Linked DNA regions of Mus musculus: region 1 is linked to region 2. Evidence: chromatin contacts called from ENCODE Hi-C or POLR2A ChIA-PET data. All regions are on one chromosome and are shown on one strand. The core of a region is the stretch at or near the end of the contact, and the rest is flanking DNA. Distances in the headings are between cores, read along the strand shown.

Region 1 (2,700 bases), core at 98-2,597, 310 kb after region 2:
TCTCCACTAATGTTTTAAAACTATACACCAGTAATTTTAAAATCTGTATTTTCTAAAAATTATACTCTATGAGGAAAGTTCAGCCCCACCCTACGGGCCAAAAGGGTGGCTTAGCGGGTAAGAGCACAGAGCACCCAGGTTGGATTCCCAGCTCACACATGGTGGCTCACAACCATCTGCAACTCCAGTTCCAGGGATGCTGACAATCCCTTCTGACTCCTTGGGCAGAGACACATGGAGCACACACGGAACACACATACACATGGAGCACACACATTCATGCAGAAAAAAAAAACACTCATACATGTTAAATAAGTAAATCTGGTTGGTTGGTTTTTAGAAAGACTGGTTTGCTGTGTCTATCTTGATCAAGAAGCAAGATGCCTGCTTCAGATAGTGTGCTACACACCAAGTCAAATGGGACGACTTAAAGTCCTTTTACAGTCTCTGAGTATCACCCTGTAGCTTTCAACCTGACAGACCCCAAATTCTGAGCTCACAGGAAACATCCAACACAGAAGTTCCATTTTCCAGCTCATGGTAGAGTCTTTCTCAACTGAAAGTCCTCTTCTCCTTCCTAGTGCTGTGCAGTGTAATGGTTTGGTAGCTCATTGCTTCTAAGAATCTTTCACCTTTTCCCACTGGTATCCTCTTGCCTTGCCAATCATCCTGAGACAGGCACATGTGGTCCTCTCTTCTGACAAACAACATGGCTGCCCTGGCTCCCCTCTGGTACCTTCTTGTTTCATCCAAGACCAGGCTGAACGTTTTCTCCCAAGCTGAAAGCCCCGGGCCACATAAGGGCAAAGCAGCCACATCAGAGCTGCTCCTGGTACCAAGGAAAATTATTTGCCCCAAGAGGCAAACACAGCCCAGGCAGTGTCCAGGGTATCAATCCCTCTCTTCTCTGTTATAAAAGGTCCTATTGTAGAGACACAAATCATTCAGAGATGGCATAGACAATGTCTAATCAGTTAATAGCCACTGCGCAGCCGCTGGGGACTGGCCCCAAACTAGATGCCGCCTGTAACCTATTCACTGGAAGAAAGCAGGACAGAACACAACTCGCACAGATTTATATTCATTTCTCCTTTTAGCTCAGGACACCCGGGCAAGCCTGAATCCTTTGAACAACAGTAGACAAAGGCAGCCGTAATAGAGATGAGAATACTTTTTATCTCCGGGCAGCAAGGTGGCAGATAAGTCCCAGTGGGTTACTCACACTGGTCGAAGTTGCGTCCCTGCTTCTGTCATGAATCACCGCTTTATGGAGTTTACGGAATCTCTGAGATTCTCCTTCCTTGTTTGTGAAACAAAAATGACGACGATCTACATCACAAGTCCTGTAAAGCACTGCAGCCTGCGGAAGTGCCGGATACTTTATGAGGCGTGCTGATGACACTCGGCCGTATTTGCTCTCCCCACGCCCCGTGTCTAAAATTAGAAGCCCTCGTCAAAAGTCTCTTGCGTACAGTATCCTGTTTAGCCCTCGCCCAAATCCCACCCACGTACACTTGAACTCGTGAACAGCACGTCAGGCCTTTGGGTTTGCTTTCTGAAACATAATTGAGAAAATCCTCTCGGTTTCTTGAATTTAGCTCTCCTCCCTGGCAAGCGTTACAAAAAATACCTGAAGCTGTGAAAGGGTTAATTTTATTCCCGTGTTCCAGATGTCTTCAGCACCTTGACTTTGGTAATATATTAAGAACAGTAAGTCTTTCTAATGAAAGTGAAAGGTATGCATTGTGTTGAACTGGGCCACTTTCCCCTGAAGCAACGCTGCTTCTTGGGACAGCATCCCGCCATGTTCTACAGGGTGAGATATGGCTGTGCTCAGGTTTACCCTGTGCTGGCACATTTTCAAGCAACTGAAATTGGTATCCAAGCAGTTAAAACTACATCAGCAGTAATAGCTATGAGCTCATCTTGTATAAAGACATTTTTAGTTAAACACCACAATCTTGGGGTGGGGGGCGGCGAGTTAGTGTGCTTAACCAGGCTGGCTTGGAATAGCTCACAATATGACGCATACCACAGGAAATCGAGTGGTATGAGGCACCTACAAAATATTTTTCAAACAAGTCATTGACGCTGTAAGGCCCATGCCTCAGCTTTAGGAAGTCACTTATTAAGAATCAACACCAGCCGTGCCAAGCTAAGCTTCTGCTCTTGGTGATTTTCCAATTGAATATTCAGGGCCCTGTCTCAGTCTTGTTTTCGGGGAAGTACATGCCTGGAATGTTAGCAAGCTATTTGCTGGAAAAAATGCCCACAACAGACCCAATGTTGATCACATTAATGCGTTTGAGTGGGTATAGAGTACAAATGATTGAAAACGCTTCCAGATCCCCGTTACCGGGGACAAAGCAGCCTCTGTTCTCTGATCCGATGGTCATTTTTTTTCCAGCAGAGGATGTGGTGCAGGAAGAGGGAAGAGTGCCAATCTCTGTCTAATGGTTCCAAATAGGGCCTGGGCCTAGCTCTTTGGATGCCATCGATGAGTGGGAAATGAAACGCAGATGGGTCAGATGGGTAAGGAGAGGGGATTACAGGTCAGGCCAAAGAGTTGGAATAAATTAAGTGCTTATGAGGTACAGAATGGTACATTGTTTAAGTGAATGGACAGGGGAAAAACATTCTGGCATTGTTTGGACCAGTGAGGGAACGCAACCTTCCCCCTCCCAGACCCACATAGGCTCA
Region 2 (2,714 bases), core at 37-2,536:
AAAGGAAATTCTAACAAACTACAAGTCCACACACAATCCAAAGCCAATCCCAGCCAGAGCAGAAGGGACTTGAAACCCGAATCTACATTCCGTTCCTCCCGTACAAGGCTCGGGAGGTGGGGGAGGCGGGCTGTGCTGGTGCCCGGTGTATAATCGGGTTAATCCAGTAGACAAAGAATAAACCAATAGCCCTCCCACCTCACTTCCCGCTCCCCTTTCCCTCCCCCTCCTGTTCCCCCACCCTCTTCGCCCCCTGGGCATCGGTGGGGGAGGGGTGCGGTGGAGCGGGGCGGGGTGGGGGGGAAGACAGGAGAGAAGAGGTAGGATCGAAATGGAGATTCCGAATCGAATCTAAAAAGCTGCGACTCGCTTTTCTCGCTAGCACCGGGCGGCCGGGTTAGTTTGCAACGTTCTTCCTTCTCCCCTCCCGGCGGCGAGGGGGAGAAAGTTCCCCAAGCGAGGCCAGCCTCGGGCTGGTATGGTAGCCTCTGGGTGGGGGCTATGGGGGGGGGGACCCTTTAAGGTCAGTGTTTCCTTGAAACTAGATAAACTGACCCCGCGGCGGCCCGCGCGGCCCCGCGTGACGGCGCCGGGGCTGCAGGAGCGGCTGGGGACGCGCGGGGCGGCGCGGTTGCCCTTTTGAATGCCTCCTGCGGCTCGGAGCGCTGGCGGGCGCTGGAGCGCGAGTGAATGTAGCCCCGCGGAGCCAATGAGCTGGGACCGGATGCGATATATCCTCTGGGACAACAACTGCTCTGTTCCGCCTCGGATCCACATGACGCCATTTACTGCTGCCGCGGCCGCTGCAGAGCTCCCTGCCTCCTCCGGAAAGGCGAGGGCGCAGGCCAGCGGCGCCCTCCCCCCCCGTACCCCCCCCCCCCATCCCCGGCCGGGCCCCAGACCCTCCTCCCCCGCCGCCTCCACCCCCTCCGCACCCCCACCCCCGCCTCGGCTTCGCCGCCGCGCCTCCGCAACGCCCAGTCTGCACGAGCGAGAGCTGCGCGCCGCAGCGCCAGCGGAGGAGAGGGGCCGGCGGAGCGCGCAGCGCCCAGGCCCCCGCGCGCGCCCGGCCCGGCCCTCGGCCCCGCGCCTGCCTCCACTTGGGAGCAGCCCCGGGCCCCCGGGTCTTGGCGAGCTGGCCTTAGGTTCTTTGTAAGGCCGTGCTCGCCTCGCTTTCTCTCATCGACCAGGAAAAAAAGAGACTCGCCAACGTTGCCGCTTCGGCCTCTTGTTCATTGAGAAAAAAAAAAAAAGGAGAGAGAGAAGGGGGGAAAAAGGAAATACTCCGCGTGCGCTTCTGGAAGGGAGGTCATCTATCCCGGAATCCGGGAGGGTTCCAACGGTGGAGGACTGGGTTCCAAAATTTCCCCGTGGTTTTAATCCACCGATTGCTTGGAAGTTGGACTGAAGCAGAGTTTGGAAAGAAGGAAAAAGTTTGCATCAGGACTGGATTTATTTGCACATCGCTGGAAGAAGAGGATTCAAGGGAGAGGGGTTGGTGCAAAGCCGCGATCACGGTGAGGAGCGTTTGGCTTTTCCCCTTCTGGAACCATAGCCGGCCGGGAGTGGGGTCCGGGTTCCTCTCTCCACTAAACCAGCTTGCTTCTCGGGAGCATTAGGGAACTACCCCGCGGATCTCCTTCGCCTAGAACAGGGGTTCGGCCATGGCCGGGCTACAGGGTACGCCTATGCAGTATCCCCCGTCCCACGACAGCTCACTCGTAAGGGGTTTGGGGCGGAGGACCGCTTCACTGCGTTCTACTCCTATCCCTGCATTGGCGACGATTCAGTCGCCGAGAGCTTTAAGGGAGGGAAAACACAAAGTGTTTTCTAGGTCGCTGTTGCAGGCTCTGGCATTGCTAACCTGTTCCTCCATTCGTTTGAAGGCTAAGTTGTAGAAGAGCCATCCTGAGGCGGAGGCGCCTGTGGGGCTGCGGTACTGGGCTTCTCACCTCTCCACCTCACCGGGCCAGGAGACCCGGCAGGCGAGCGGAGGCGAGAGTGCCAGGCGGAGGGAGTCCCCGCCTCTGCCGGGTGTGGACAGTCTAGCCCGGTGCGGGTGGGAGCGTCGCCCAGCCTGGCGCCGCGTCTCTGCGGTTCGGAAGTGCAGCTTTCTCTTTTTTTCCGTTCTTCGTGGTCGGCCTAGGTCACGCTTTTTTTTTTTTTTTTAATATATTTGGACACTGAGGCTGACTTAGCACAGGAAGAGATATCAAGTGGTCGCGATCGTTTTCCATTACCTGAAAGTAGGTGGCAAAATAAAAAAGGCTAGTTTTTTCCCCCCTTCCCTCTTTTGTGTTACTGTTTTTAAGATTTGGAGTCTTAACGCCTTTTTTACAAAGGGGTTTCTGTGTCGGTTTGCCCCACCCTAGTGCTGAAGTCCTTTCCCCCTAATCCTTAGTCTGATCACACACTGTTCTTAATGGGGGTTTCAAAGCACTCAAAGGGGGAGGGAGAGGAACTGGGAGAGCGCAGAAGGGGGGGGGGCTGCATTGGAGGCGGCCAGGGATCTGTAGAAATCAACTTTTTTTTTTCTTCCAAAAGATGCTACTTTGCACAGCAAGCAGGTCCTCACGGAAAAGTTTCCGATCCCCGGGGCTCATAGTTGTGTATGCCTGGCGGGTGCAGTGGGGCTCTGGATGAAGCTATTTTTCTTTCGTTTTAAGAAGTATGTCTTATTCTTTCTGATCTAAAAGGAGGTAGGCGTGTGCAGA

The links. A loop is a pair of places that touch in the nucleus more often than their neighbours do. ChIA-PET counts read pairs that join two places held with the same protein, here RNA polymerase II (POLR2A).
Region 1: a loop to region 2 is called in a map of left cerebral cortex, with 10 times the contacts of the local background. The contact joins the promoter of 9330188P03Rik here to the promoter of Spry2 in region 2. A Hi-C loop is called at or near these places in 6 of 37 maps with a recorded cell type or tissue (Patski and left cerebral cortex). POLR2A ChIA-PET finds 5 or more read pairs at or near these places in 1 of 5 experiments (Patski).

Annotation. Positions count from the first base shown.
Region 1 is chr14:105,588,196-105,590,895 of GRCm38, reverse strand. It overlaps 9330188P03Rik (RIKEN cDNA 9330188P03 gene), which reads right to left and starts at 1,347. Exons shown (of 3, transcript NR_102319.1): 1 at 1,223-1,347.
Region 2 is chr14:105,895,391-105,898,104 of GRCm38, reverse strand. It overlaps Spry2 (sprouty RTK signaling antagonist 2), which reads left to right and starts at 1,286. Exons shown (of 2, transcript NM_011897.3): 1 at 1,286-1,517.